4 separate regions of the Mus musculus genome follow, and regions 1, 2 and 3 are each linked to region 4. A link is a loop called in an ENCODE intact Hi-C map of the cell type or tissue named here. Cell type or tissue: left cerebral cortex. All regions are shown on one strand. Region 1 overlaps Gm41616 (a long non-coding RNA gene). Region 2 has its middle 20 kb from the start of E330032C10Rik. Region 3 overlaps Galnt14 (polypeptide N-acetylgalactosaminyltransferase 14). Region 4 has its middle 16 kb from the start of Gm23649.

Evidence for each region. Hi-C counts contacts between places; a loop is a spot of excess contacts. Peaks named below come from ENCODE experiments on the same cell type or tissue, not always from the same donor. Only the 100,000 strongest peaks of a DNase experiment are listed, where the experiment ranks them.
Region 1: a loop joins it to region 4, with 8 times the contacts of the local background. A loop is called at or near these places in 6 of 42 quality-filtered maps.
Region 2: a loop joins it to region 4, with 7 times the contacts of the local background. A loop is called at or near these places in 3 of 42 quality-filtered maps.
Region 3: a loop joins it to region 4, with 4 times the contacts of the local background. A loop is called at or near these places in 2 of 42 quality-filtered maps.

Annotation. Positions count from the first base shown.
Region 1 is chr17:73,071,609-73,079,608 of GRCm38, forward strand. It overlaps Gm41616 (a long non-coding RNA gene), which reads right to left. Exons shown (of 4, transcript XR_876944.3): 3 at 745-806; 4 at 169-571. Among named protein-coding and RNA genes, the nearest start is that of Gm41616, 9.0 kb to the right of the region's middle. In left cerebral cortex, no CTCF peak of the experiment used is centred here; DNase peaks (open chromatin) are centred at 868, 3,256 and 3,846; H3K27ac peaks cover 212 bases.
Region 2 is chr17:73,266,725-73,274,724 of GRCm38, forward strand. No RefSeq gene overlaps it. Among named protein-coding and RNA genes, the nearest start is that of E330032C10Rik, 20 kb to the left of the region's middle. In left cerebral cortex, a CTCF peak has its summit at 535; DNase peaks (open chromatin) are centred at 4,883 and 5,391; H3K4me3 peaks cover 453 bases; H3K27ac peaks cover 2,194 bases.
Region 3 is chr17:73,514,145-73,522,144 of GRCm38, forward strand. The region is part of intron 9 of Galnt14 (polypeptide N-acetylgalactosaminyltransferase 14); the gene reads right to left. Among named protein-coding and RNA genes, the nearest start is that of Capn13, 120 kb to the left of the region's middle. In left cerebral cortex, a CTCF peak has its summit at 4,519; DNase peaks (open chromatin) are centred at 241, 1,581, 3,833, 4,414 and 1 more place; H3K27ac peaks cover 1,873 bases.
Region 4 is chr17:72,967,492-72,975,491 of GRCm38, forward strand. No RefSeq gene overlaps it. Among named protein-coding and RNA genes, the nearest start is that of Gm23649, 16 kb to the right of the region's middle. In left cerebral cortex, no CTCF peak of the experiment used is centred here; DNase peaks (open chromatin) are centred at 3,416 and 5,699.

The sequences.
Region 1 (8,000 bases), 100 kb after region 4:
CTCTCTCTCTCTCTCTCTCTCTCTCTCTCTCTCTCTCTCTCTCTCTGTAGGCAATTGAAAGGAAATGCTGGAATAAATATAGGTGGTATCAAGATATATTCATTTCTGGCCTAATGGCCTAATGGCTGCCTACATAATCCCGACACTGTTTTCTTTTTTGTGTCTTGGTTTCCATGTTTATAAAATAGGCTTGTAACAAGAAGAAACCAATACATAATTGGAGAAAGAAAACTCTATGTAAATAATATTTGAGGTCCTCCTGCTGTTCGCTTGACAGCAGTTCACTTGGAAGGTTCAAGATCCTTTTGATCTCAGGCGAGAGGGACCAGCTGCTGAGAGATGAGCCTGATTTAATCCAGAGTGAACCTTCCAGAAGATCTCTGTAGATAATTTGTGATGCTTCTTTGTAGGCTAGGACAAAGGTGGAGAATGATTTGTGGAACTGGTAACACCCATATGGTCTGATGGAGCCGCTGTCTTCCCCGCTTCCTTTGTCTCCTAAGTGATGCTGTTGTTCTAGAGGGTCAAGGAGCTGTGCTTCTGACCCCATCAAGGTCTTCTATTCTGTATGCTTAAGGCAAAAAGGAGAAAGAATGGCTTACTCTGATGCTAAGCAAAATTCAGAGTGGAAAGTATCTATCACAATTCTGAGACTCCTCTTCGGGGGACATTAAGATACTGCCATCCCATAGGGCTGGTGCAAGGGAGGGACTAGTGGAGGATGGGGGCTCCAAACGAACATACCGGACTCCATGCAACTGTCTCCTCCATCCTCCCTCACGTCTCCACAGCCAGATTGGAGCAGCCTGTGGAAAAAATTCCTGTCTATTTTGAGAAACAGATAAAAGCATGCAGATTATGCAGAGCAAATCTCAGCCTGAAAGCAGCTGGAAAAATCTGTTTCTTGCCACTGTCAGTGACCCTGTGACCTTTCCAAGTAATGACATCCCAGCTCATTCCCTCCCTCCTCTCTCCTTCCCAGCACTGACTGACCCGACCCATCTACCGCACATCTGGTCCTTGTCGGCACTGTCAGGCCATTATCCCTCAGACACCGAGCGATAGGCAGTGGAATGGGAGTCGTGCTTGCTTGGATTTTAAAAACAAATTATCAGCCGGTTCAAGGACGGGTCAGTGTTAAATCATGTCTCCCTTGGTCCGGAGTATAAGGGGACATATTTACTATGTTGTGTGTTTTCTATCCTCCACCCATTGTTACTGGGTAGGACATCAGTCTCAGGTAGGCACATGCTTAGACCCACCTTTGGATAGGCAGGAGGCTAGAATTGCCTAAGACAGATGTTTGGTCTCCTGTAAGCACATGGGAGCTGGAGACACTGACTGGATCATCACACTGGAGTTCTGGTGCAGGAGGGATTATCTCTAGTTTTAGAGAAAGTCTGCCGAGGACCAGCTCCATCATCCAGGATGCTCCTCTTTGCAATGTCATGTTCTTCGTACACAATGGTAAACACAATAAAACAGGATTATGCCCAATACATGCGGGAGCCAATGTCAGCAAGCACACCCTTGGATGTCTACAGCTAGCTGCTCATCTGGGAGGCGTTGCAGGCGCCACGGCACCAAAACCCTCCCCGAGTCTCCCCCACTCTCCACCTTCAGGCAGTGGGTTTGCCATTCAAATAGGAGTCAAAATACATCTAACTTCCAAAGGGGTCGGAGGCAATAGCTCTTCACAGAAGGATGGGGTGGGTCTCCTTTTGTCCCTGGCTTCCTCATCCATGGACCGAAAGCCTTTATAAGATGGAAGGAGGACATCTGTCAAGCAGGGGCATGGATATAGTCCTTGCAGCAAAGAGAGGTGCAAGAGAGGAGATACAGCCTGTAGGAAGGGAGCTGGGCACAACTGCAGATAGGATTTGATGAAGGTTCTTAGGGGATCTTGCCAAGCCCCCACCAAGGTTCAAGGACAATGTTTCTCTTTCCCAACTTTCACATAGAAGGCATCGTCTCTGAGATAAGAACTAAGGATCAAAGTGGAGAATGGTTCTGGTGTTTAAGAAAAAGCAATGGTCCAAAAAAAAAAAAAAAATGCCAGGGAGTGGTGGCACACGCCTTTAATCCCAGCACTTGGGAGGCAGAGGCAGGCGGATTTCTGAGTTCGAGGCCAGCCTGGTCTACAGATTGAGTTCCAGGACAGCCAGGGCTACACAGAGAAACCCTGTCTTGAACCCCCTCCCCCCAAAAAGAAAGAAAGAAAGAAAGAAAGAAAGAAAGAAAGAAAGAAAGAAAGAAAGAAGGGAAAGAAAGAAGAGAAGAGAAGAGAAGAGAAGAGAAGGGAAGGGAAGGGAAGGGAAGGGAAGGGAAGGGAAGGGAAGGGAAGGGAAGGGAAGGGAAGAGAAGAGAAGAGAAGAGAAGAGAAGAGAAGAGAAGAGAAGAGAAGAGAAGAGAAGAGAAGAGAAGAGAAAAAGCAGTGGCAAAGAGCTAGGATTAAAAGAAAAGAAAAGGCAGTGGCAAAGAGCTAGAATCACAATCCAGACACAACATGGCTGCTTTTGAGTGCTTTATACATCTCTAAGCCGTTGTTTAAGTCAGTGCTACTTCCTAGAACACCCTTTAACATCTCCAATACGTATCAAGTTCCTTTTCATCCTGTAAGGCCCTCCTATATTACACACACACACACATACACACACACACACACACACACACACACACACACACACACACACACCTCTCTATGAGACCTATAGGATTTCACGTAGCTCTGGCTGACCTCTTAATCTGCTGTGCACCTGGGAATGTCCTTGAGTTCCTGTCTACCTGATCACTGAGATTACAGGCCTGTACCACCACACCTAGTTGCTTTTTTGTTTTTGATTTTGTTTTTTTTGTTTTTCGAGACAGGGTTTCACTGTATAGCCCTGGCTGTCCTGTAACTCACTCTGCAGACCACGCTGGCCTTGAACTCAGAAATCCACTTGCCTCTGCCTCCCAAGTGCTGGGATTAAAGGCATGTGCTGCTACTGCCCAGCCACACCTGGTTCTAACTGGGTACTGGGCATCAAACTTAGGGCCTTGTGCATGCTAAGCCTACCTTACCTTATAGTGTTTCTTCTTCAGAATGAGCACTGGCTCGCACCACTTCTGATTCAGGCTGTTGCTCTAGTTGGTGAAAAGGGGGTCTGAATCCTCCAACCAGGCATAGACACTTTGATGACAGAGCCCACATCATGTTGGTATTATGCCCCACCCCCATTTCTGACTCAGAACAGCAGAAAATGTGCCTCTGGAGCACATTATCTCATGGAAACAGCAGGTTCTGAAGGCTAGCTGAATCCATCACGATGAAACATAAGAGGCCTTCCCACTCGTCTTTCTTCTGAGATTAAATTCACATAGCATAATACAATTGACCATTTTAAGTGGTCTTTAGGATGTTTGAAAGAATAGGGCAGTCATCATTCCTACCTACTTCCAGACCATTTTCATCTTCCCAAAAGAAATGCTCTGCCTATTCAGCTCTTATCTGTCTCTCCTGGCTCGTGGCCCTAGGGAGCCACTAACCTATTTTCTGTCTCTATGGACTTGCTTGTTCTGGACCCTTCATATAAATGGAATTATACAACACACGGCCTTTTGTATCTGCTGTGTATACTTACCCTAATGTTCTAAGGCTCATCCCATGTGGTAACGTGGATTGGTGCCTCCTTTCTTTTCATGGTTGAATACTATTCTGTTCTGTGAGACAGCACATTTTGTTTACCCGTTCATCAGCTGATGGGCGTTGGGGTTCCTTCCATGCCCGGGCTTGTATGAATAATGCTTCTGTGAATGTTCACGTACAAGGTTTTGTGTGAACATATGTTCTCAATTCTCTCGTGAATATATTTATGAGTGGAAATGCGGGGTTATGGGTAATTCTATGTTTAACTTTTTGAGAAGCTGCCAAGCTGTTTTCCAGAGCAGCTGTGCCATTTTACAGTCCCACTCACAATGTACGAGGCTCTAATTCCTTCACAGCCTCACCATCTCTTGTAATTCTGTTTATTTTTATTATAGCTATACTAATGGGTATGAAAACCAATGTAAATTCATTTTGGTTTTGAATTGCATTTCCCCTAATGACTAATGTTGTTGAGATTGTTTTAATGTGCTTGTTGGACATTTGTATATTTTCTTTGGAGAAATGCCTATTTAAGTCCTTTGTCTACTCTTAAATTGGGTTGTATATCTTATTGTTGAATTCTAAGCGTTATTTATATATTCTGGGCATTAGACCTTAGGCAGATATATCAGTTACAAATGTTTTCTCTTGTTTTGCAGTTTGAATTATTTTTGCCTTCTTGATAGTGACCTTTAATGTACAAGTCTTTAGTTATAATGAAATATTCCCTATCTAGTTTCTCTTTTATTGCCTGTGTTTTGGTGTCAAATCTAAGAAATTGTTGCCTAATCTAATAACACGGAGATTTATAGCCATGTTTCCCTCTAAAAGGGAAGAGTTCTGACTCCTATATTTAGGTTTTAAATGCTATTTTGGGTGTATTTGTGTGTGTGGGATGAGGTAAAAGTGTAAATTTGTTCTTTTGTATGTGGGTGTCCACTTGTCAAAAAGTCTGTTCTTCCCTGAGTGGATGATTTTAGCACGGTTGCTGGAAACCAACTCCTTATTCTTTTATTAAATGATTAATTTTTGAATTCATCACTTAACAAAAGGCCATTCATTTGTATGAAAAACTGACAGTACTGAGGCTTAAAGTATACAATGATCTCAACTTGGTTCCTTCCCACACATACCACAATCCATCAGAAACAAGTCAGCCACAAGCAAGGTTGAACATTTTCCACAAATGTCCCAATTGATCCAAAGCCCTTGGACTTCTAAGCCAGCATCAATAGGGTAGACCTTTATACAATTTGATCTTTAACTACTTTAAATAATATAAACCTAGAATAACTGTAAGGCATCTTTTGTGAACAGAGCATATGAACAGGTAATAAAAAGAGAGTTGACTTTTCACCATTCAAAAGTGAACACATCTTGCTGGGAACTAGTATAAATACAAAACAAACGAGGGTCACTCCTTATCTGTGAGCGATTGGGAGAGAATCCTATCTCCTTTCCGCTCTGTTGAATGCAGTTCTTTCAGTCCAGTGGCTGATGTACAGAGGAGTGGAGATGGGTGTTGTAGCCATGTGACTATGCTCATGTGTAGGAATGAAGAATGTAGCCATGTGACAAGATGTGTGTATGAGTATACGGTGTGTGTGTGTGTGTGTGTGTGTGTGTGTGTGTGTGTGTGTGTAGGCTAGAGTGTGTCTGTGTAGGTGTGTAGGCCAGGGCATGCATTAGGTATTCTCCTCAACTGCTTCTGCACATTATTTTGAAAATATGGTCTGTTGCTGACCACCAGTTGGCTCTACTGGCTATCCTACAAGTCCCTGGGATCTGCCTGTCTTTGCTTTTCTGGTGCTGATTATAAGCATATACCATTGTGCCCACCTTTCTACATGAACGCTGGTAATCCACCTCAGGTCCTCATGCTTGCCCAGCAAGCATGGCATGGCTTGATCCTTCTTCATATCCCCATCACCCTTATTTTCTAGCTAATCTCAGTGCACACAGTTTCTGAATTTCTTTGCTGGGTCAGTAATTTGCTTATGTTTCCTAGAGTGTAATGTCAAATGTTCAACTTAGCACATTTATATAAGGAAAGGTGGGGGTTTGTGATGGTTAATTTCAATAGTCAACTTGATAACATCTAGAGTTACCTGGGAGACAGGGCTCTGGGCATGCCTGTGGGGTATCACTCACTATGGGTGGCACCATTCCCTGTGCTGGGTTCCTAGTCTCTATAAAAAGAATGAAAGCTGAGCACAAGCATTCCTTATCCTTTCTTCCTTCCTTCCTTCCTTCCTTCCTTCCTTCCTTCCTTCCTTAAGTAGCTTTTTTCTGGCTGCTTTATTTCTGCAACAGAAAAGTAACTAAGGCAGAGTTTAATGTGTATTTCCCCAAGGGGTAATGAGCTCTTTGAGACCAAATGCTGCATCTTCTTCGTCCTTGTGAACTGTGTGCCTGGAACTGTGTGTGATGTTACAGGACTGCTAGTCTGATTGTGGGCACATGGTGGCTTAACTTCTAGTCGAACAGTGACTCAAAAGTTAGCCCCTAGGAAACTAGGAAGGAGAAAGGAAGTACTTACTCCATCCTGGTATTTTCTCTCAGCTTCCAAGCCAATTGCCACAATAGGGAAGGAACATTTGATACAGAAAGTTGCATCAGAAAGCCAACAAGCAGACAAATAATTGGAATTTGAACTGGAGAGCTAAGTCGGGCCAGGGTGATGAAGGAATTCATCCACAAGTAGCTGCGGGTGGTGATGGCTCAGTAACAGAGTGCTTGCTTAGCATGTCTGAGGCCCTGGGTTCAAACCCCAGTGCTACACCATCAAAATCAAATCAAATAAACACAGAGGTAGCAAACCTTAAAATAGGAATACGCTTGCAATTTAAATCCAGCACAACATGGAGAGGGCTTTCCTACTCTTTGGCTTTTCTATCTATAAATATATAAGATATTCAAACAACCCTCTTGAGAAAATAAACAACCCAATTAAAAAGAGCAAAGGGCCTGAGGTGGGGGGTGCAGCCCAATGGTAGAGCGCTTGCCTGGCTAGCCCAATCCCTAGCAATACACAAAGGAGAAATGTCACTCCAAAGATGTGAGTAGCATTTCTCGAAGGAAGACATAGGAATGCTAACACCAGTAGGAACACTGCTCATTAGTAATCATTGGTGGGGGTGGAGTGGGGGTGGAGACAGTAAAATCCTTCATCACTTCATACCTGAATCCAGGAACCCACCTGTGGAGGGTGGGGGAGGGGGTAGGGGGGAAGGCAAATCTGGTGGTAGACATCTGTAATCTTAGCTCTCCCAAGGTGAGATGGGAGGCCTAGACAGAGAATGATTTGAAAGCGCTCAGGCCAGATAGCCTGGGGTACATGGGCAGTAAAAAAGACCTTGCCCCAAACAAACTGGGGAGTGAGAGTCAACTCTCAAAATGTGCCCTTTAAATTCCTTGAGTGTGCCACAGCATGTATGCAGCTGTGTGTGTGTCTGCGAACGCTGTGCATGTGAGCGTTCTCAGACACACACACACGACACACACACATACACCTCACACATACTCACACCACACACACATCACACAGACACACACACCACACACACCACACCACACACACACACCACACACACCACACCACACACACCACACCACACCACACACACACACACACACACACACACCACACACACCACACCACACACACCACACACACACACACACATACACACACACACACCACACACCATACCACACACACACACAATTTATTCGTGCCCTCTAGGGATTGAATCTGGAAGCTCCCCTATGGTCCTTTTACTGAGGTCTTGTTTCATCAGTTGGTGGTCTTTTGAGAAGAGGTTGGGTCATGAAGGTTCTGCTGTTAGCTGTGGATTCATCCTTTCTGTGACAGGGTCGGAATCCAAGAGATTATTTGGAGACTCAGGAACTTTGAAGGCTAGAAAACGATTGGGGAAAATGGCTGACTCGAAGCACGTCCTTTGGGGGATTTAATCCCCTGGCTCTTTCCTGTTACTCTCTGGCTTCTGTCCCCCATTACATGACTAACCTCTTCCACGTGTCACCACCACCATGTTGTTCTGTTTCATTAGGGACTCTTAATTAATAGAGACAAGGACGATGGGCAGAAGCCTGCGATGCCATGACCTCTCCCATTAAGTTGGTTTTCTCAGGTACGTTGTGGCAGTGACAGAGAATAAGCACAGTCCCTGTCATTCTTGACTGTTCTACTGTTTCAAAAGTAACAGCTATTTCTCCACTGATTTGGCAAAGTCTCTACACTGATTTTTTTTTTGATGTGTGTAGTTTTGTCCTATAATTTGAGTATTTATATATGTGATTTTAGATAATTTTTCATTTCCTTTATTATGAAATATAAAGTATGATCTAA
Region 2 (8,000 bases), 300 kb after region 4:
AAGGCAGAAAGTAGTATCTGTGTTAGAGAGCTGGGGAGGATAAAAATGAATGAACTAATATCTAACTTACAAAATAGAAAAGGACTAGAAATAGAAATAGACTAGACTCCATCCTAGTGCTTCCTTAAACTCACAAATGGGACCCATGCCTAGCTCTGTCCAACTTCAGACTTAATGAAGAATAAGTAGATGGATTCCCACTATAATCAGAGATGAGATGAGAACTGCCGGCCTGACCAAGATTTGAGATAAGAAAAACGAGCATAAGGACCAGGAGTGGATAGGAGAAAGAAGGGTCCTTGCTTGTAAATAAAGCAACCTCGTGATAGAATCTGACAATAGATGTTATGGGACACTAAAGGGGGCTGGAGAGATGACTCAGCGGTTAAGAGCACTGGCTGTTCTTCCAGAGGTCCTGAGTTCAAATCCCAGCAATCACATGACGGCTCAAAACCATCTGTAATGGGTTCTAATGCCCTCTTCTGGTGTGTCTGAAGACAGCAACAGACTCACATATATGAAATAGATAAATCTTTAATAAAAAAAAAACAGAAAAAAATGAGATACTAAAGGGATTTTCCTAGTTCAGAAACTATATATATGTGTGTGTGTATATATGTATGTATGTATATACCACATTTATATATTATTTTAATCACCAGCAACACTGAGTAAAAGTAACTATTGTTTAGAAGGAGCTCTACCTCACCAAGTATTCTATTTTCCATGTCACAGGGATTGCTGCATTGAGCGCCAGCTTGTGGGATTCTGTTCTTGTGCATGTGCCAGTTCATGCGTGTGGTGTCAGTTGTTGCTGGGTCAGACATTTGGGCTCCTCTCCTCCCAACTTGTGGTTTCCCCTTCCCTTGAGCACCTTGGAGTTCCCTATACTCAGCTGCCAAATAGGGAGGGGCCTGATCATGTGCTCTGGGACTACATCCACACCTAGACACCAGGAAAGCAGAGATCTCTACCCCAAGCTGAGTGGTCATTTCTATGCATTTCACAAGGTAGAAGTGGGCTTAAAGACCTGTTCCAGATAGTGAACCACTGTCTCTTACAAACTATATACACAATGGGATTTGGGGTAGGAACAGGGGAGGGGATAGGATTCTGCTCTGGCTGACCAGATTTTCACTACGTAGCCCAAGCTGGCCTAGGGCTCCAAGCAATCCCCGTCTCACCTTCTGAGTGCTGTGTCATCACATCTGCCAAAACAAAATATTTAATTTTATTAATTAATTTAATTGGTAAGGTAATACAAAGCATACACTCATGTAGATTAGTAGACATTGTTGGTAGGATGAGCATGGTTGTGCGAGCCTGTAGTTGCAGTACTTGGGTGGTGAACTGGGGTGGTTTCAATAGGCACGACCCCTATAGACTCATGTCTATGAATGCTTGGCCACAGGGTGTGGCACTACTAGGAGGTGTGGCCTTGTTGGAGGAAGTGTGTCACTGTGGAGGTGGGCTTTGAGGTTATATATGCTCAAGCTATGCCAGTGTGACACACAGTCTCTCCCTGCTGCCTGCAGATCAGGATGTATAACTCTCTGGCTGTCTTCAGCATCATGACTGCCTGCATGCTGCCTACCATGATGAAAATGGACTTTGAAACTGTAGGCCAGCCCCAAATTAAATGTTCTTTATAAGAGTTGCCTTAGTCATGATGTCTCTTCAGAGCAGTAAAACCCTAAGATGTGCACACAGGAGGATCTGGAGTTGAAGGTCATGTTTGGTTACATGATGAGTTTGAAGGCAGCCTGGGTTACATGAGACCCTTTCGCAAGTAAACAAACAAGCAAAACAAAACCAATTCACACCAAACCAAGCCAAACAACAGCAATGAAACTGTTTTTGATGAGCTAGTGACATAGATCAGTGTTACAGTAACTGCCTGGCATATGCAAGGCTTGATCACCCATCATCAAATTCAAAAGAAATTAAATTATAGAAAGGCATCAAAGAAGAAGTGAAGAAATGTGTCACAGGTTGGAAAATGCTACAACTGACAGTGTTAACGATCTCCTAATTGGTCTGCGTTGTCTATGAAGTTCTGATTAAAACCACCTTAATTTTATAGAGCCTGAAACACCAATGGTAGCATCCAATTGGATGAACACAGGAGGAATGGCTGCCCAAGTGCATGGAAGAGGGGTGGGAGGAGCTATAGCCAGACACACAGACTTGCAAAATCATAGTGATCACATATGGTACAGGCACATGTATGTAGTCATGTGGACATGACAAAGCTCAGAAGTGTCATTGCAAGTCACAGTGAAAGGATACATAAATTTGGTTATGTAAGTGGAGAAAAATAAAATTTCATTTTCTGCCCCACTAAAAAGTAATTTCCAGATGACTTTAAAATCCATATGTGAGGGCTGGAGAGATGGCTCAGTGGGTAAGAGCACTGACTGCTCTTCCGAAGGTCCTGAGTTCGAATCCTAACAACCACATGGTGGCTCACAAACATCTGTAATGAGATCTGATGCCCTCCTCTGGTGTGTCAGAAGACAGCTACAGTGTACTTACATATAATAAAAATAAATAAATCTTTGGGCTGGAGCAAGCGGGGCTGGAGAGAGCAGAACTGGAAAGAGTGGGGCTGGAACAAGAAGAAAAAAATCCATATGTGAAAAAACAGGACTTATAAATGTGCCAAGAAATATATTTATATAACATTGAGAAAGGAAATAATTTAGAATTATTTTTAGATTTTTAAATTTTTATGTGTGTGAATGCTTTCTTGCATTTATGAATGTGTACCATGTGCTTGTCTGGTGCTCAAGGAGGTCATGGATGGCTTTAGATTCCCTGAAACTGTAGTTACAAATGGTTATAAACTACAATATGTTGCCTGGAACCCAAACCTGGGTCCTCTGCAAAAAGCAAGCACTCTTAACTGCTGAGACATCTCTCTAGCCACAGGAAAGAAAAATTTAATCAAGCCACAGAGAGCCCAAATTTCAGAGAACAACTGAGAATTTTGACCATATTGAAACTTAGCATCTCTTTTGCCTAAAAATCTCAAAAGCAAAGCAAAACACATGCCACGTATCAGTGAAAAAATACTTACAACCCATAACTGAGCTCCTCAAAGAACTTGTATCTGGAATATAAGGGGGAGATACCACAAATGAATAAAGGATGGATCTGTCCTCTTTCTACTTACCTGAAGGCATATTCTTTTTTTTCTTATTTATTTATTTATTTATTTATTTATTTATTCATTATTAGATATTTATATACATTTCAAATGCTATCCCGAAAGTTCCCTATACCCTCCCTCCGTCCTGCTCCCCTACCCACCCACTCCCACTTCTTGGCCCTGGCTTTCCCCTGTACTGGGGCATATAAAGTTTCAATATCAAGGGGCCTCTCTTCCCAGTGTTGGCCGACTAGGTCATCTTCTGCTACATAATATGCAGCTAGAGATACAAGCTCTGGGGGTACTGGTTAGTTCATATTGTTGTTTCATCTATAGGGTTGCAAACACCTTCAGCTCACCTGAAGGCAAATTCTGACCACAGGGAGAGACTCTTCACATGGTCTAATTAGCAACAACGTATAATTCTATCCCACTGAGCGTGGGTGAGGAGTTTAAAGAAGGTCGGCTTATAGGCCAGCAATGGAGGCACAAGTCAACACCGATTATTTTTATGGTGTCCCACAAGACTGGTGCTATACACATTTCTAGCTTAGCAGTTTCGCTTTCAAGTATGGAACCCAAAGAAACTACACCCGGACACAAGGGGACCAGAGAAGTTCCCAGATAAGCCCTGGCACTACCTCAGTGTTCACCCTCGGGGAAATGAATGGATTAAGTACTGCTCACTTGTGAGATCTTCACTCATGGGAGTTTTAGCCAGTTGTGTATACTATGTATCAACAGAGGGCTCCTATAAAAACAATACAGAATGCAAGAAACTCGTGGCTTTTATTTTTTCCAAAGTTGTGTCTTCCCAGATATCAGGCTATAAATGGTGCTGGCAGGCTTTCCCCACGAAGGCCAGATGGTTAATATTTGAGGTGTCTGAGGCCACACACAACCTCTATCTGTCTCTGTCTGTCTCGCTCCTCTTTCTGGCTCCCTTCTTCCCTCCCTCCTTTTTTAAGATTTTAAGATATAAAAACCTTCCTGCGGTGCTTCTCCGTGTCACCTTGGCAGCTGTCATTATTTTCTGCCTTTCCCTTGCCATCCTCCGTCCAGTATTTCAGACTCAGTTCCTCTCATTTCAAGCTTCCGACCAAGGCTGGATCCCGAGCTCACTTCCTTCTCCTGTGCAGCAGACCTGTCTGTGATGAGGTGTGTTGAAGAGGTGGGGAGGAGTGTGCACAGGCACATCCTGCCTATCATTCTCTGTTCACATGTCAGTCAGGGTTTTTTCTCTCAGAGTCTGCAGACAGGGGCTGGTGCATGTGGACTCCTGAACATCCTGCAGCAGATTCAGGACACAAGGAAAACCCCTCCTGGGCATCTTGTTTCAATATCCAGTCTTCCATAAACTCATCCTTGAGTGTCTGACTTTGGCTTCTGGAGGTGTTATGTAGCCCAGTGAGGATAGGGAGTGAGCAGGGTGCAGCAGAAAAAGAACTCCAGATTCATCTCTTGATTGACAGCTAGAGACCAATGGACAGCACGTGAAGAGGAAATGAACCGACCTTTGAGAGGGCTGGCCCCCTGCGATGTCTACGTATTTCAGATTCTTATCAATCGTGGAGGAGCTGCACCTCCCGTCTGAGTCTCAGTGTTTTGGCTGAAGATGAAGAGATCCCATTCCCTAGGCAGAATCTGAAGTTTGATGGAGACGGCTTGCAGCACACAGGCGGCATATGGCCTGGCACACAGCACAGCTATTCATTTCCACTCTTCCAGCATCCTCACGGTATGACTGCAGCCTATGATAGCAGGGTCTGTCAGCTGTGAATGAGAGCCTCCATCCATGGATGGAGCTAGTGGAGCAAGGACCACTTCAGCTTAGGAAGGCATCAGCGGTCTGTAGTGCCTTTCCTTTTAGCAGGGCGAGTCCTAGGCAGGGAGGCACAGGTTTGGGTTCTGTGATGAACCTTTGAACAAGATGCCCAGCTACTGCCACATCATAGGAGAGTTGGTCCAGGGTATACCATCTGTCCAGGGACCCTGCCGGATCCCATCCAATGCCTGTTTCCCCTTTTCTCATTGAAGCACCCTTGACTTTCACCTACCTTTCACTCTCATGATAGACTTTTCCTCATTCCCACAAGAATGACAAAGATTTTGTCATTCTCTGACACAGCTCGGCTTACTCATCCCTTCCTATGTATTTCTCAGCCCTGCCTGGCCAATGGTGATGATGTGATATCTCCATGGAAACAGATGTTGAGCCCACAGTTGCTTAGCAATGGTATGCTGCAGGATGATGTAATCCAAGCTGTAGTTTCCTGGGGGGTTGGCATCCTTTGATGCGCCTGTACCGCTTGGGCTGGGAGGCCTGGGATGAGTAGGAGGCTCCATCCTTTCCTTGGCTCTGTGCTTTTTATGTAAAGGTAGAAAATGGAAGGAGCTGGAATTTAGCTATTTGGCAGGAATGGCATCAGAACAGGGGCAAAGTATTGGGAATCAGAGAACTGGGTTTGAGGCAAGGGCAAGGTGACTTGTTCCTCTACAGGACCACCGAGTGGGGTGTCATGGAAACTGTCCAGTGGGGATATGGCAGCCAAACCTGTAGACACTGCTTCTTCCCACTCCATCTTCATCATTATGACAAACACTGCTCCCCACCGATCCCCCTTCACATCTGGAAGGCCTGGAGTAAGGGTTCAAATACAATATCCAAGGGCACATAACATTATAAGCCAGGCCATCAGCCCAATAACATTGCGAACTGTGGCAGGCACAGCAGTGCTCCCCTGAAACGGGTCTACCTACCAATAACCCCAAACACGCAAATGCATTAGATCCAATAAGGCTGTGGGTGGGATGAAGGATGCTACCTGACTGCCCCGCAGATGAGGAGGTGGTCATCTGGATGAGGTAGGGTAAGCCAATGGAAGAGCAAGGGTCCATCTGCGGATTGAATGTGGTGTGCCTCCTTCCAGGCTTCACGTGTTGAGAGCTCACAGCCTGGAAATGGCAGGGAAACATTATGGAAGAGGCAGGAGCTAGTAGGAATTCTTATGTCACTGGGGTTCTGCCCCTAGGGGGAACATGGGAGTTGTGGAGTGAACTCTCACTAGACCCAGTTGTTAGAGAAGCCTAAATCAGTCTCTACATTGCTGCTTTGTTGTTTGAGGGGTGTGTGTGATTTTTTTTCCCCTCACAAACATGTTCCTGTCACCTACCATGACAGTCCCATCAGAACCAGTGAGTGCCAGTGCCTTGGAACCCCAGAAATGGGTTCTCAACCATCCTTTCTGCTTATAAAGTCAGACTAGTCATTCCAGTAACAGAAGGAAAGGCATGTGGAACCTTTCCCATGGAAGATAGATGTTAAAGAGAAGGTTACTGCTATGAGATTTGAGAGACTAGATTTTTCACCAGCTTTGAAGGATGAAGGGGAGAAGTGTGGAGGAACACAGGTTGTCTCTAGAAGATGAAAAGAGGCAAGAAAATGGATGCCACCATAGGGCGTCTACCCAAAAATATACCATGCCGGACACCCAGTCTCACTTCTGACCAAGGAACTCTAAGACAATAAATAAATTTGTGCTATTTAATTCTAATAAGATAAATATGGCATTAAACCCGAAGTGGGACATAATACAACAAATGTCACACAGCCTGTGGAGGGTCCATGGCCGTGTTGCCCAATGGCTGTACAGGGGAGGCAGATCTGACCCTACAGAAGAAAACAAGAAGTGTTCCATCCCTTGCCTATCTTCCTGTACTAACCCCTTCAAAGTAAAAACAAAAAACAAAAAACAAAAAAAGCTCAAATGAAACCAGCTCAGACTTCTGACCGGCCATCCGTGTAACCAAACCCAACCCTCCCACTGGCAAAAGAAGCTGGAGGAGTGGTGGAGGAGAGGGACACAGGACAACTTTCCTTTTTCCTGTGTCCCACAGATGGTAGTTGGAGCCATCTTGGACTTTGAAGTGTCCTTGCTTCCTTGCTTGTTGACCCCACCCCCAACTAACAGGGTGAACGCTGTCGTACCTAGGGATTCTGCAGGTTTGTGTACACTCTGCCTTCTCCAGGAAGCCTTTGGTGGCCAATATGGCCCACATTCGACCCCTTCTGGCTACAAAGGTTTTACACAGTGGCTTCTGTTCAGCGTGGCGTGGCACAGGAAGACAGTTTAACATACCACCCCTCTCTTCACAAACCGTTTCATGCCTCTAGACCACAAAGAGGAAGTATAAAGACACCAATTCTCTGTTGGCTGGTGCTCATCAGCTGGTATGATCACCAACCAAGAGGGCATATCCCAGCTACAGCCTGATATAGCCTGCTTCTCATAGGTTTTTCTTCCCTGATAAGTACATTTTGGCTTCACGCTTTCTTTAAGTTTCCCTGGACTTCTTTTCTGGAACTGCTGGAACATCTATGCATGAGTTCTGCCATGTTGTAATACATGGCAGACTCAGGCAACCCAAGAAATGTAAAGTTCAGTGACTCAGGCCAGACTCTTGAACCTCTTCCAGAGGACCGGAGTTTTATCCCCACCACCCATGTTGGGCGGCTCACAGCTACCAGTAACTCCAGTTTTATGGGGATCCAATGTTTTGTTCCATCTTTTGTTGGCACCCACACTCAGATGCACATACCTGCTCCCCATACATATAATAAAAAATAAAAATCTATACTGAAAGTCTGTTTAAACATCTTTATACATGTACATTTTTTAATCATAAAAATAAATATTTATGGTCCAATGGCTCAGGAGATTTGACCTTGAGTAGGCCTGTCCTGAGCGCTTCTCTGACTTCAGTTTTGCCGGGGCAGGTGTCTATCAAAAGCTTTATTCTAGTCGACTTTATTCTGTGGCTATGCCTGACTTTCAGGTTCTAGTCTACT
Region 3 (8,000 bases), 550 kb after region 4:
TGGCTAGGTTTCTGTCTGAGCTTGGTGTTTGTGAGTCACTAAGCAAGATGTGGCTCAGCCAACTGTCTGTCATCTACATCTTGATCAGACACTACAATGAACAATCTCAGGGGTCAGATGTAGAATCCTGTTAGTTCCATGTGCGAATAGGACTTCTTTCCTTGTGTGTGATCTCGTCAACTCTTCTCTGGGGAACCCAAGAAGGGTCTGCTCCACTTCCTGAAAAGGAAACCTCTATAAACCCACAGCACATGAGATGACGGCCTGGCTTACTAGATATAAGCTACACACTTTGTGCCAGCTTTTCCCTAAGCAAATGCATACGCTTTAGCTACTGTGTCTTCTTTTCCATGTATTCAAATGAGACATATGTCCCTCCTCATTTGAAAAGCAAATTCTTGCAACCTCAATCCCACACTCCCCACTCTATAAGCTACCTCTTTCCCTGAAGACCCTCCAACCAGTCTTTCTTTTCTGAGTCCACTGACCCTTGCCCTCCACCAGCCATGTTCAGTCCCCTGACTAAAACAGTGCCATCACCTGACCCTTTGTCCCATTCTCATTTCCTCTGTGATGCTGTCATTGACTATCTTTATCCAATATCAGCTGTTCCATTGTCTGATTTCAGGGTCCTCTTGATGACATTGAGAACTTTCCTCTGTACCAGCATCCCCATCACTACCAGATAGTGTTCAACTTCAGAGACCTGACACTTTAGAGAGACATGTGACCCACCATGCTACCTCTTCTACATCTCTTGGCATCATCCCATAGTCCCACCTTCTTTCCTCCTCTAAGCCTATCTTCCACCATTTCAGTTTCTCTTGTGTTGTGTTAGAGCCCAAATTCAAACTATCACAATTCTTTAGGCCTTAGCCAGGGAGACAATAACATCCTCCTGTACTTATAGGTCAGGGAGTTTCCTGTCGATCTTTCTAACAGTCCTGCTTGCTGCTTATTGATGTCTTGTTTTCTAGTGCAGCTATGCTAGGGCAACCAACAGCAAGATATCAGGAACTGATGTACTTCTCCCAACTTCAACCTCAAAGTTGTTGTCCTGAAACCCCTCTTCCCCAGGACTGAGCACCACTATTGCACCCTAAGACACAGGTACTGTCTTCAAAATACCCACAAGTAGGACAAGAAGCAACCATTCAGTTTCTGCCTCATCAACTCACACATTCGATCCTTCAGACCAGCTGTTCCATTTACAGGAGTCCTTGGCCTGGCATGAGTTAGGTTTCTCAGCTCTCAAGCCCAGATTGTTGTAACAGGAGTTTTGGATCTGCTATGGGTCCCCGTGTTGTCACTTGAGTCAAGAGGTCCTCTTGGTGGTATGAGGAGTTTTGAGGTTAGTGTAATGATTTCTAAGCACTACTCTGCAGAATACTTAAAACCTAGGATCTACAACCAGCCTGCCCTTATCTGCATTGTGACTTGAGGAGGATGAGCAATCTCTCATGCTCACACACTGGGCATGCTTGGTTAGCAGTTTTGTGAAAGCCATTGAGAAAGTCTGCTGAACCTGAGCTTCTCAAAGAGGGCCTGGACAAGTGCCACGAGAACCACGGATGCTGCAGTGGGAAGCCAGGCATTCTTAGAGCCTTGCTCTCCATGTTTGCACTGATGTGGTGCCACCATCTCTTCAGTGAGGTTGGAAGGAGGCAAAGTCTTTCTATAGAGTCTTCTGGGGTTCTCGCTTAGTCAGTGCCTGCATCATCTCCCTGGTGATAAATGTCACACATACTCCACATCTCAGGCAGGGAGATGTGTAATTACTCTATCCTCACTGGGGCACTGTGATGGAACCTTATATTTCTAACTTCAGATTAATATTTGAGAGAAGATTGCCCTCACGCCCTGCATTTTCTTCCCTTGTCTACCATGTACTCATTAGCACATCAGCTATTTTTACTGCCTCTGAGGACCCTCACCTCTTACCAGAATCAACACCCATCTGATGAGCACATAAGTGGTGGGTAGGAATTCAGGGTCCAGAGAGCAGCTCTTTTTCCAGGAAGCACACCATCCCTGGTCAAGGTTCTGGCTTCATTTCATAGCCTGAATTCTAACGAGGGTAAAGGGTACCAGTTCACATAAGAACAGCTGTGTGCAATGAGCTCTGTTTATTTTTCATTCATTTATTTATTCAGTGTATGTTGGGAGTATAGAAGGAAGTAGAGGGATGTGAGAGGGGTGGTGTACACATGTGCACACATGCCATTGAATCTGGGTGCCCATCAGACGACAACTTGTGGGAGTTGGTTCTTTCCTTCCACCAGGTGGAAGGAGCTTGAACTGGGACTTGCACTCCAGTCATCAGGCTTTGGGGACAAGTGTTTTACACACTGGGTCATCTTGCTGGTCCCATGGATCATGTTTTAAATGGAGTATCCTAGAGTGTTACAATTGTGTATGTGATCACATTGATATATGTGATCACATCATCTATTTACCTCTTGAGGAGCTTAAACCTGGTGAGGACAAAGGAAATAGAGCAGCAGACAGTAGTGCGCAGAAAGAGACATTCACAGTCTGTTGGCATGCATAAATCTGCCCTTACCTATGTGTCAGGTAATTCAGTAATCTTTAATTTCCTGGCTCTTACTGGGTCAAGAAGCAAGTTCTGTGTGTACTAAGGCCAGTACGTATTCCTCCCCAGTTCACCGGCTGTAGAATTAATCTTCAAAGCAAAACTGTTAAAAACACAAGACCTCCAAAAGGTCATGAGGGATTGGCTCTGGTGCAAGGACCAGTGCTGTTATCTAGGGAGTGAGTTGTTATTATGGAAACCTGTCGCTATAAAGGGATGAAGAATTTGCCCTCTGTTGAGCTCTCCAGCTTGTACATTTTGCCAAAGGATGATGGAGCAAGCAAACCCTACCCAATCTTGGACTTCCCACTCTCTATTCCATATTTCCCTTTGGCCCACCCAGTGTGGTATCCTGCTATAGCAGCTCAACATCAACTAAGACAATTCCACTGTTTTTTAACGAACGCTCTGATTCGACTGGAGATCATCTTATTGGGCTATAAAAGATAGCTTTGGATCTGTGAGCCAAATGCATTCCACCTCACATCTGGGACAACAGATGCTATTCCCAGCCCTCTACTTTTGGACAACTATTAACCACAAGTCCACGGTGATCACCCATGGCCCTGTGACTATGAACATCCTTCAACGTTCCAAACTCTGATGGCAAATAAGCAACTGTTGTCTCTCTTTGATAGCATGTGGGACATTTAGGAGCAGCAACAAAAGGTGGCCTGTGGGATCACATCTGGGCCTGGAGAATCACACAGGGCACTGGGCTCTAACAGAGCAGCCAAGAGGGTGTCATGTATCATTACATATTTGGGGAAAGATGATGTTTCCTCAAATGTGAGTGCCCTTATTGAGGCCACTTCCCCAACCCTGGGCTAAAAGCAAAGGCAGGGGCACTGAGGTATCTCAGCAGGTCAGACTATCCTTCTTTATGAGACATTGGCCATGAAGGATCCTGAAGGGAAGGCAGCCAACTCTAGTGGAGCAGACACTCGGCTATTTTCACGCAGTCTCATGACATGTGGATGTGATGAGACTCTTATGTTGTTTCTTATGTTGCTTTAACGATTCTCCTCGAACTTAGAGGACTTGGGAGGGTCCTCTACTCAGTGTCTTCCATGGCTGAAGTCAAGGTGTCAGCAAGACCCATGTCCCTTCATGGAGGCTCTGAAGGAAAACTTGCTATGAAGCTTACTTAACTGATTTTAGAAAGTTACTCAAGGCTTCAGGACTTGGGTTCCCTTCTCCTTGCTGGCTGATGGCCCAGAATTTCTTTCAGCTACTATTTTGCTGTTTCTTCCATCTTTAAGCTAACAGCTGCTAATGTCCCTTTGGAGCACGGCACCTGGCTTATGCCAACTCTCTGCTGCCACGTGCCTAAGAAAGCTCTCTGATTTTAGAGATTCTATGATATTAGATTGGGCCCATTTGCAACATTCTCCAACCCATTGATTGGTGACCTCATCACACTGCTTAAAAACCTTGTGTCACATAAGGTCACATCCAAACAGGCTCCAGGTATTTGGGTGTGGCTATCTTTTGGGGGTGGGGTAGGGAACTGCTCATCTTACTTAAGAAACCACTGCTTCTACCTTCAAGACCTAGAAATGGGCTCAGTGAGGAGAGGTAACTTTCCCAAGGGTGCTAGGTGGTAACTATGGGCTTCAAACTTACTCCTATCTGATCTTAAAGCCTGAGTTCTTCCTGAACCATACATGTCTCCTGAGCCTGGAATAGCTTGGCATCCCAGACTCCATTCTGAGCATGGTGGGTGGTAGCAAGGCTCTTTTGGGCTCTACCTCATTTCTTTTTTCTGCACTGTCCTTTGTGCCTGCTGTGCTTTGGAAATCCCCCATTCTAAATTCAGGACTCCTGTATTCTCCCTCTGTGTGTGTGCCAAAGCTTCCTGGTTTGGGAAGTAGGCACCCCATCCCCACCCTGCCTCGCACACACTTGTTACTGGCAACAGATTCCTTTTTTCCCTCTAGAGACCAAAAGCTAAAAGTGAGATGTGGCTCAGGCTCTGAGTAAGTAGATATATATTACATGTATCCTGTGTTATGTAAATTGGAGCTTAAGTATCCAATTTTAATGCAAATCAACCTCGGAAAAAATTTAAAAGCCACATTTCCCTAAAGCCTGCTCGTGTCCTAAACTGTGGATATAATTATCAAAAGTGCTCAGCTCATTTTAGAAACACTTGGTGGGAATGAAGTACCAGGTCAGCAGGTGGGGAGGTTAACCAAGACACAGTATGGCTTTTACAAGGCCCTTCAGCCAATCCACCTGCAGCCACTTCTGCAGTGGAAGATGGGGGTGAGGTGAGGGTAGGATCGGATTCAGTCATAGTCACCCTGGCCAAAGAGCACATGTCATTTTGGAGCTGTGAACTAACGTCAACAGTACACAGGCAAACATGTCTAGAGCACAGAGAAATTCTGTCTGGAAGAAAGAGACATACCAGCCTGCTGCTATTGTTTATATAATCAAAGAGACTGTTCTAACATAGCTCCACTGGATTCTATGTAAACTGTTTCACATGGTGCCTAGTGCATGGTATGGTCTGCCCTTCATCCTCATCCCAGATTCAACCAACACTGAATAGTATTTTATTGAAAATAGACAATTGCTTTTTCTTGAGCATACATGTATAACCATTTTTCCTCACTATCTTCCCCTAAACCATGCAGTTTAACAACTATTTACATGATATGTGTGTTCTATTATGTATTATACGTAATGGGGGAATGATTTAAGTAATACAAGTGCTTGCACATTGGTTCTATGCAAATTTGGTACCATTTTATATAAGGGACTGGAGCATCCGTGGGTTTGGGTGTAGGATGATTTTGGAACTCAAAGAGACATATGTTTCTGGATTGCCTTGCCACCCAGAAATCCTTTCCCATTCAGTCTCTCGCTTTTCACACAAGCATTTTGTGAGCAGTTTCGACTATTCTGGGCATTGAGAATCAGAAATGAGATGAACTTTCTGCTCTTGCTTTAAGAGAGTCATCAGTGGGACAGGCACCGATAACTGGACAGCCACATACTTAAATGGGTCAGTGGAAGGGTGATATAAAGGACACTGTGCTGAGAAGATGGGATGCCGAAGTGGGTGGATGGGGGAGGGGTGGTAGCAGAAGGGAAGGCAGAGAGAAAGTGTCCCAGCTGTAGAAGAGGTCACTCAGAGCTGCCATCTTCAGGGGTTCATAGTGGATGCATAAGGAGGCTCTCTGTTCTTGTAGAAGGCCTGAATAGTCTGAAAGTTCAGGAGGGTCTGCCAATGTTGGAAGTGTGGAGAGCAGCCTGATGAACCTAGGAAGATAGACACTTCTGTAGGAGAGGGGCAGGAGGAAGTCCTTGTAGACACAGACCTGGGAGACTTGTCTCTTAGCAAGACCACTTTGGCAGGAGCTGAAGCTGGACAGTAATAAATAGCGTTGGAGAACAACTTAGCAAAGAGTGGCCAGAATGGAGGGGTGTGTGTGTGGTGGTGGTGGTGGTGTGTGTGATGGGCTATACCCTACAGACAGGATTCCTTTTTTCTGGCAGGCACCTTCTTTTATCCTCTTTTATAGCTAAAGCATCGCTCACACCCTCCATCCAGATAGCTGATCATCAGTCAGACATGTGGACCACTTTAGAATCCCCACCTTCTCATACTTTGTGGTCTAGTTATCCACGCCTTGCAACTGCTACCCGTGCACATAACCATGTCATGTATGTGCTCTTGGAAAAAGTACCTTATTTTTCTGGTATACAAAAATACTTAAAAGGAGAGAGAGAGAGAGAGAGAGAGAGAGAGAGAGAGAGAGAGAGAGAGAGAAGAGAAGAGAAGAGAAGAGAAGAGAAGAGAAGAGAAGAGAAGAGAAGAGAAGAGAAGAGAAGAGAAGAGAAGAGAAGAAGGGAGGGAGGGAGGAAGGAAGGAAGGAAGGGGAGAAAAGAAAAAAGAAAAGAGGGTAAAAGGATCCAAAAAAGGCTTCCAAAGTGCTATTGGCTGACTATAGCAGAATAGAATGTTAGGGTGCGGGGAAACAGTGATTGCTGCGGTGGCTGTCTACAGTGCTTCTTTGGTCTCAAAGATTTTGTGATGGATTATAAATGTCTTTCCCACACCTTACAGGGACCATTTACCAACTGCTTTATTCAAATCAGCCCTCAGTAATACCAAACGACTCAGGAGCTGGCTCGATGAGATTGCATCTTGATTTGAGCAGCTGTGTGTTAACATGGCTCGAAAGGAAGGGTGCTGGTAAGTCAGACCGGAATGTGCCATCCTGCAAATGACAGTGCTACCTGCATCCAAATGCGACTGCTGCATCCAAGAGGGATCATCCTCACCTTGTACAGTTCAAGAGGACAGAAAGAACCCCAGGAGACAAACTGGATAGAGCTGAACTGTAACTTAGAAGGATTTTCTAACAATTTCACAAAAACTCTTAACCCACAATATGTCGGACAGTGAAAATTTCTGAATCATTATGAGTGGCTTTAGGGCAGAGACTGGACCACTGTCGTCTATCAGAGGGCTACAGGGAACACTTCTTTGCTGCTGGGAAGGAGGGCTGGAACGTCTCAGTAAGGAGTGCTGGGATATCCAGCTTCCCCTAGGCTAGTGTAGGCAGACTTAGCCTTGAACCCCATGCCAGCACATTCACAATTCCTGTTACATTCCATCCTTGTTGGTTTATAGGCTAGGGACTGGAGATCGAGATTTGTTTACTGTGCTTCCAGTCTGACCCCCACTTGGCAAGAGACCAATTTCCTGATAGATTTCTCCCCTGTACTGCCCAGGTTGGGAGAACAGATGCTACGGGTTAGGCCAAAGCCATAAATTTCTGGGAAATAATTCTTAGTGACTGAGAAAGAAAGCCATAAAACACCCTGAAGGCAATGGGCAGAAGACAACAAAGGCAGTGGCTGATGCCAGGCAGCTCAGTGCCAGGAGGAGCCCTCGGATCACTTTTCTGGCCTGTGTACTGTTCCCTAGACCCATGCTCGCACACCTCCCAGGGCTAGCACAGAGGAGAAGCACTCCACACATAATGATTCCCTCTCTTCCATTTTTCTGTTTGGTTTGCTCAACCAGTCGTCACTGTGGGCCTCCTGCATAACTAAGGCCCCAGGTACACTGAGAGATGGAGATATGCAGGACAAAGCCCACCACATGCCATCTCCAGTCCTGCTTGCGACTTCGTCCCTCTCAGGTCTCACTTCCTAGGCAGAAACTCACATGCCCATGGCGTACTGCCATTCTCAGTTACCTCAAAATAGTCACAGTACCCCAAGAGGGAAGGTTGTTACATCAAAGCTACATTTTCCCATAGAAGGGCAGGGGATAACTCAGCATTAGTAGAAGGATGAAATGGCTGTTCCATCTGAGATGTTTTCCCTGTAGCTGCAAATATAGCTGGCACTATGGCTAGGGCAGGCCACCTACGAGCCAGCCCCT
Region 4 (8,000 bases):
TTAAGTGATCCTAAATACCAAAGCATGCCCAGGCTGCAGTTCCTGAGGACTGTAGCTGAAACTTCCAACATAACAAACCTCAAAACATTTGGTTTCCAGCAGGAACCGGATATGTTAGACATTTCGCCCAGGTCTGGGGTAAAGAGCGCTGCTTTAACAGAAGGGAGGGAAAGGAGGAAGGGGGGAGGGAGAGATGAGAGAGAGAGAGAGAGAGAGAGAGAGAGAGAGAGAGAGAGAGAGAAGGAGCTAAAGAGCAGAGCTGATGATGGACAACAGCATTCAGTTATGGGCTGAAAATAGAAAGAGTCTTTGGCAAGGTTTGGAGGAGACAATATGCTATTAAAGATAATTTTCAGAAAGAGATAAAAATCATGACTCGCATACAAAAATAAAAATACCCACATTAAGGAACGTATTTACTCTAGATAGCAGGAAGCCAGGCAGATGTTCAAATGAGAAACCAACACACACACACACACACACACACACACACACACACACACACACACATACACACACACACTTCTGTAGGGTAAAGAAATGTTGAGATGCATTTCAAATGGAAACAAAACTGGTTTTTCCCCAAAGGAGGAGGCAGCTAATTAGATCAGACAGGACACAATTTCCATATCTATTACTTATCATTTATAGACCATTGTGAAACAGCTCAAAGACAATGAACAGTGGGATCTGAGCCAATGAAAGCTGGGCCCTGAGGGTCCACAGTTTGCCCCCAAGACACCATTTTCCCCTACAATATGCATAAAAGTTATCAAGAGGATGTAAGCGTCTCTGGAAGGACTGCCCATTCCTAGAGAAGACAATGTCACAAGCTGGTTTAAGTCCCTAAGAGGTAGGGGAAGACACTATTGGAATTTCTGTGCCAAGGATTGAGATAGTAAGCAGTGGGCAGAGCCCAATAATTGTATTGTTGATTGAATTCAATTACTTCACAAGCATAGATGCATGCATAGAATTCGAAAGCCAGTGAAAGTGATTGTAATAGACCTACTAGCAGGAGGTCCCCATTTCACTAGGAAACCCAGAGAGTCTGGGCTGGTATCTGATCAAGATCATAGAGCTGTGCTCAGAGTTTTTACTTCCGAGGGACCATCATTAGATAGACTGAAGAGGACTCCAATCATGGATGATAAGTATACATGTTTGATAAAGATACTGAGCTCTGGAGATGAATCTAGAATGTTCATCACAAAGAAGACCTGCATCTGCAGCAAATCCTATAGTATACAACACGCCCCTCAAGTCAGTTCTAATGAACACAATAGAAGTGAATACTTCCTTAGAATTCTTAACGCCCCCTCTTTGTGAGGAAACATTTTAATAGCCCACAGCACTCAAATTAAAAGGAAAAAAAAAAAGAAGTCTAAAATATGTGAACAATGCATTCCTTTTCCCTGAATGAATTTATCCTGTAGCAAGTGGAGGCATTCCAGATCATTCCGTTGTTGCTTCTGAAGTTAACCATCTAGGAACTGAAAGGCTAGCAAAGGTGGTGTGACTGTGAACAGTGGGCACATGGTTGAATTGCCCAGCATGGCGGATGCTTGCTTTTGTCTTCTTTCTTTCATCTGGTCCCATCACTGAGGTGGAGATTGCTCTCTGATAGGAGGAGCAAATAAGGAAATAAACTAGCAGAGGTTGTTCATGAGATTATATGGAAGTCAGAAGGGAAGGAAGAGATTCCCAGTCACTGATGCTCTACCAGGGACTGGTGTGTGATGGACATCTAAAGCAGAATTGCTTTAGAAACCAGGTCTCTAGAAGGGTACAACTGATCAGCCCAGAAACCTGAGAATACATTACAGACATTGGGATCAAGAGAATGGGGCTACTAGCTCAGCTCCTACATATATTCTACAGAAAAGATCACTAGATCGTTTGGAGGTGATTCCATGAGCTGGCACGAAAAATAAGAGTTAATTGCTGGGCAGTGGTAGTGGTGACACACACCTTTAATTCCAGCACTCAGGAGGCAGAGGCAGGCAGATCTCTGAGTTCAAGGCTAGCGTGGTCTACAGAGTGAGTTCCAGGACAACCAGGACTACACAGAGAAAACAAACAAAAAAACCAACCAAGCAAACAAATAAATAAGTTAATTTTAAAATGACAGGCTCTGAGGAGGTCGGGTGCAACCAAAAATCAGCTAAGATTGTGGACATTTCTGAGACAGAACCACCAGAATAGCAAGGTACTACCAATCATGTCCTGATGTCCTTCTTAGGAGGGGTCCTCTGTGTAGACCTCACTTCTTCTTTTTTTTTTTTATAGATTTATTTATTTATCTTATGTATGTGAGTACACTGTAGCTGTATAGATGGATGTGAGCTATCATGTGATTGCTGGGATAGGACCTCTGCTTGCTCCCGTCAACCTCGCTCGCTCTGGCTCAAAGATTACTTATGATTATAAATGAGAACACTGTAGCTGTCTTCAGATATACCAGAAGAGGACATCAGATCTCATTACAGATGGTTGTGAGTCACCATGTGGTTTCTGGGATTTGAACTCAGGACCTTCGGAAGAGCAATCAGTGCTCTTAACCACTGAGCCATCTCTCTAGCCCTAGACCTCACTTCTATCTGCTTAAGGATTAAACTTTCTACTATAATGTGTGTCTTGATGTTATGTGTCCACTATTAGAATGAGAATGCTATACATGAATCTATTACCAAAACTGACAAAATATTTAACACAAAGAGTCAGCCTTCATGTTAACATGGACTTCAGTAAGTAATGGATTGGTTTTGGTTCAGCCATTGCAACAAATTTCTGTGCACCAACCAAGACATTGGTTTTAGGAGTAACGGAGAAGGGGCATCTGGGAACTATTTGTCCTTCTCTTTCAAAAAATAAAATCAACCAATTAAAATATTAAAACGTATGTTGGGTCTACCCTGGGCCTCTGGCTTGGATGTTTACTAATGTTACCACCCACTGCGACAGTGGGTGAAGAAAGGGACGGCTCAGAGTTTAAAGGGGTGCAGAAAAGGATTGGGCATGGTGAGTCCAGGGAGCGTAAGGGACGCCAGGTAGATTTATTTATCTTCCAGATCAGAGAAAATTCAGACTGAACTTTCGGCTGCCAAATCCAAAGTGAAAGTTGCCAGTTTATAAAGACTTAAGATGCTAAATATGGATGAGTTTTCTGCCTGGAAGCAGAAAGGAGTTGGGATGCCCAAACACATGGTCTCCACCCCCTGTTCATAAGCGTGTAATGCAAGGCAAGTGACTGCAATTAGGACAAGAGCTACACAGGCTCCCCACCTACTACACATGGACTGGCTACAATGTATCCTTCCTGCTGCTGGGACACTGTGGTCCATGTGGGAGAGTGGGATGCTCTGATTCATCATCCACAAATTGCAGTGTCTGTTCACGCTGGCAGCTCAGTGGCTGGATTTGGTGTCCATATTAGGCAGAAGGGAGGGACACGCTCCGGGGCTGTGTAATCCATCAGTGGGTGATCCATTTGCACCTGCTGCATCACCACCGCTGATGACTTCAATCAGCTAAGACAGCCAAGAGAAAAGAGGGAATGTGTGGGCAAAACACTGAGTCATTGCGCATATCTGTTCTCTGAACACACAAAAAATGCCCACCATGTGCGTCCTGGGCAACTTCTGTGCCCAGTTCCCACATAAACATCCTCCCCCACCTCCTCTTTGTGACTCCTGTTCTCTGATCTCCCAGCATTCTTGAAAGCCTAGGTCTTTATTCATCCTTGAGGGCTCAGCCGTTTGCTGGGTTTAGTTTAAAGGAAGGTGGACAGAGAAGAAGGAAGCAGTTAAACCCACTTTGAAACAGCCCCAGGGCTCAGATCCTAATTGCATGGTTAACCTCATCTTGCATTTCCTGATGAAATGGTGATGGTATTTATTTTGAATAGTCTTTGCCAACCCAGAGGACATGTTTTCAAAAGCACCCAGTATGCACCCTTACGTGTGCTTGCTTTGTAGTGACATCAGGTACTCTGAAGTTTTTCCTCACAGGCAATCCTTACAATAACCCTAAGGAATAATTACCTTTATTTTACAGGTGAAGACACTAAGACACAATAGAGAAAGTCGTCCAGGTCCCACCCAAGGCAAAGAAGTAGAAGACGATGAATCTTCCCTCATTCTAAAATACTAGCTAGAAAACTCATATCCAGTACTTCTCAAGAAACGGTGGTCTCTGAGCCGGCAGCAGTTCCATGTGAGAAGATACAGATAGTGCATTGTCTAAGCCCAGCCCAGAGCTACAGACCAGGAAATACCCTCCAAAGATGAGCATAAGCATTATGGTTTGATGACCACCTCCCCCGACCCCTGCTGGGATGCAGAGTCAAGCCTGAGACACACCACCTTGGGAGATGATACCCAGATGCATTAGATTGTATGTTCAGTTATCTGCTAGATAGCAGGCACTCTGTGTGTTGCTATCTCTTAGGTTTGGTTTTCCTATCCCACTCTAAGAGAAATGTGGTCCCTTTGCACAGCTAGTGTTGTCAGACTAGAAGGCCATGCTCCCCACGGTACCTATAAGTGGCTTTGTCACCGCAGTCCATGGCATGGATCCCAAGTCTCTCGCCCCACCATCCATCTAGTCCCCTATCAGACCCTTTGCTCTCAAACTGGCAGTCCCAGTAACATTGGTCTGAGCTGTGAAGGGTAGTTCTAGTCCTCAAGTCAGCCCTTGGTCAGAGGCTAGACCCAAGTCAACTTCTTTGGAGTTGCTCTTGATCCCCTTTTAACTGGAGATGCTCCCCAACCTTCATGGGTGAGTCCTGGCCCAACACCCCACTCTTAACACTGAGAACCCATCTAGTGCTCCTTTGGTTTAGATCTTGTATGGGTTCCCAACCCCCTCAAGTACCCAGACCACACTCCAGAACTCACATTCCCTGCCAGTCTTAGACATCTGGGTCACCAGGTCCCATCAGTTTCATGGTCAAAACAGAGAGTCTACTCCTGACTCTGAGTCTCCTCTGCTCTCTGTGTCCCGTAGTGTTGAACCTAGCCATGTTTATCCCAAACCCTGTTTTACTCCCTCCAGGTCTAGAAGAGGCTCCTGTACTGTTGGAGCTTCTATTGCTGTGAAGAGACACCATGACCATAGCAACCCTTAAAAAGGAAAGCATTTAATTGAGGGTAGCTTAGGTTTCAGAGGTTTACTCCACTATAGTCATGGTGGGAAGCATGGCAGCACACAGGCAGACACAATACTGGGGAGGTAGCTGAGAGTCTACATGTGGATTAACATGCAACAGAAAGAGAGAGAGAGTTTGAGCCTGACTTGGGCATTTGAAACTTCAGCACCCACATCTAGTGACACACTTCCTCCAACAAGACCACATCTAATCTCTCTCGAGTAACACTGCTCTGTAATGGCCACACATTCAAATATATGAACCTATGGGGGCTAGTCATACTCAAACATGCACCATTACAGACTTATAGACTGGAAACAGATTGAAGTCCCTCTTGCTCCTACACATCCTCATCCCATCATACAGAGCACTGAAGAATATTATACCCAGGCCCTTCCCATTTATCTACTACGCTTGTGGCCCTGACTCTCCCTCATACAGAGCTTCCATGGATCTATTCTCTTAGGTGTTTTTGTCATGGTGACATGGGCTCAGAGTCAAGGCTGAGTCAGCCTGCATGGAAGTCAAGACCATGTATGCGAACTGAGAAGCTGAGCCAGATGGCCTGAGAGTCAACTCGGAATGGAATGTATTGGGTTCATTTTGCAGTTTGGAGCAGATATTTTTGGATCGTTGCTTATCACCCGATGAAAGACATTTTTAAATGTTCTATATATGCCCAAGCCAGGGAAGTAATGAGTTCTTTGCCTGAAGCTGAACAAGTCAGAACTCAGAGCAGCAGAAGAGGCCAACCACTTGGTCTCAGTAGCCCAGGTGAGGCAGGGATATGGCTTTGGAGAAAGCTTAGCCATTGGCCAGTGAAACCAGCTGTAAGCCTGAGAGGGTGGGGAAGGGTGTGGCTTCCTGACTCCAAAGGACTTAAGTTAGAAGTGGGACTTTTGTCTTTTCCTATCTGCTGAAATTAGCCAATTTACTTAAACACCCATCTTCAAGACTCTTGAAGTACTGTGTATTTCCTGGAAGAAGATTTTACCCCTTTTATTGGATTGCTAGGAGCATTCACTAATCCTATGTGTCTGATGAGTAGGATGGTACCTGGCATGACTGCTGCTTGCCCATTCTTCTCCCCACCATGGCTGTTGCACTGCTCCCTCAATTCTACTGTACATTTGGGGTGATTTGAATCCCTAGAGAAAAATGAGAACGCACAGCAGAATGATCTGAAATCCAGGAAGAGAACTGTCGTCGTATCATAGTGACCCTTTTGGCTTGTCAGTAATATCAGGCCAGATGCTCTTATAAGGAGATTGACCTGGGCAGACCGAGCACCAGATGTTTGGAAATGCTGCTGTGACCCATATTGTCTGCTTGGTACAGCCTTGAAGAGCCCAAGGAAGGACCTGCAGAGAAACCATAGCTCAGATCCTTGGATGAATGGAAACTACAGGACAGGTTGAAATGAAAGCTACAAGCTCACATATAGGGCAACTTTGTCTTCAGGATTAGAGCACTCTAGATCAAGTCTAGATCTATGCCTTCCCTGCTACAGGTACCTACACATAGGTCTTCATAAATGAATGAACAATCTATTCTTTCTTCCAAGTATCCAATGGACTCTGTGATGGATAGTGAGGAAATCCAAGTGATTTAGCAATACAAAACTTTACCAACAATATGTGTTTTAAACTATATAGTAGAAGTTGGGTTCTTTTTTTCCCCTGCATGTACAGTCCTGAGTTTTATTCAATGTATAACAGGTTCTAAAAGCACGGCCATTAACAAAACAAAGAATGATTGCAACAGCATAGAGAAGATATTTTTACCACTCCCTGGCCTTCAGACCCTCCCTTCATTCCCAACCACTGGTCACCAGGAATTCATGTCCCTATAATGTTGCTTTTTCTATAAAGTAGAATCATATAGCATTACCTCATGGCTTATTTCACCTAACATCATGCTCCTGAAATTTATTTATTCACTGAGATTCACTCATTCATTAAGATGTAGTCATTCTCTGAGATCCACTTTATGAGAAATAACCAAGCTAGTTTCCATCATTGCTATGCTAGAGTTTTATTCCCATATTAGAGCATGAGAGTTCCAGTATGTATCAATAGTTTGTTACTCTTTATGAAAAAAAAATGAGTATTCCAGGGAAGGAATGTGTCAGAGAGCACTTATGAAGAGACATTTGGCTTAGATCCGGCTTTTGGCGATTACTAATACTCTATAGATTACTCAATGGGTTTTTATGTGACAATGCTTTTATTCCTTTAATGTAAACATCTTGAGGTGGGATGGTTTTATTGCATCGTAAGCATACATTTAACTTTGTGGGACGTGATCAATCTATTTTCCATAATGAATGTGCTGTTTTGCCCGCCCCCCACCCATTTGTCTGGGAGTGATTCAGCTGCTTCACATCCTCGCCAGCACTTGGTGCAGAGTCAGTGTCTTAACAGGGATGGGATGGTACCTCATTCTGGTTTGAATAGGGATTTTCTTAATGACTTACAGTGTTGAGCATCTCTGTTTGCTGCCTTGTTTGTTCGTCCATCCCTATTTTCTAAGCTTTTACCGGTTTAAAAATTGTAGTCATTTCTGCTCTCATGTTTGTTTGTTTAAATACCTATTCCCTGAAATATATGTCTATTGTCTGATGTGTGATCTGAAGATATTTTCACAAATCTGTAGGGGTTTCCCCTCATTGCCTTTAATACTTCTGTAACAGAAATCAAAGTGTGTTATTTAGATAAAATCCAATTTGTTGTTTTCTATGGATCATGAGTTGGTTGCCATGTTTAACAACTCTCTGACTAACATAGACTCAAAAGGATCTTCTCCTCTGTTCTTCTCAGAAACTTTTATAGTTCTCCATTTCACATTTAGG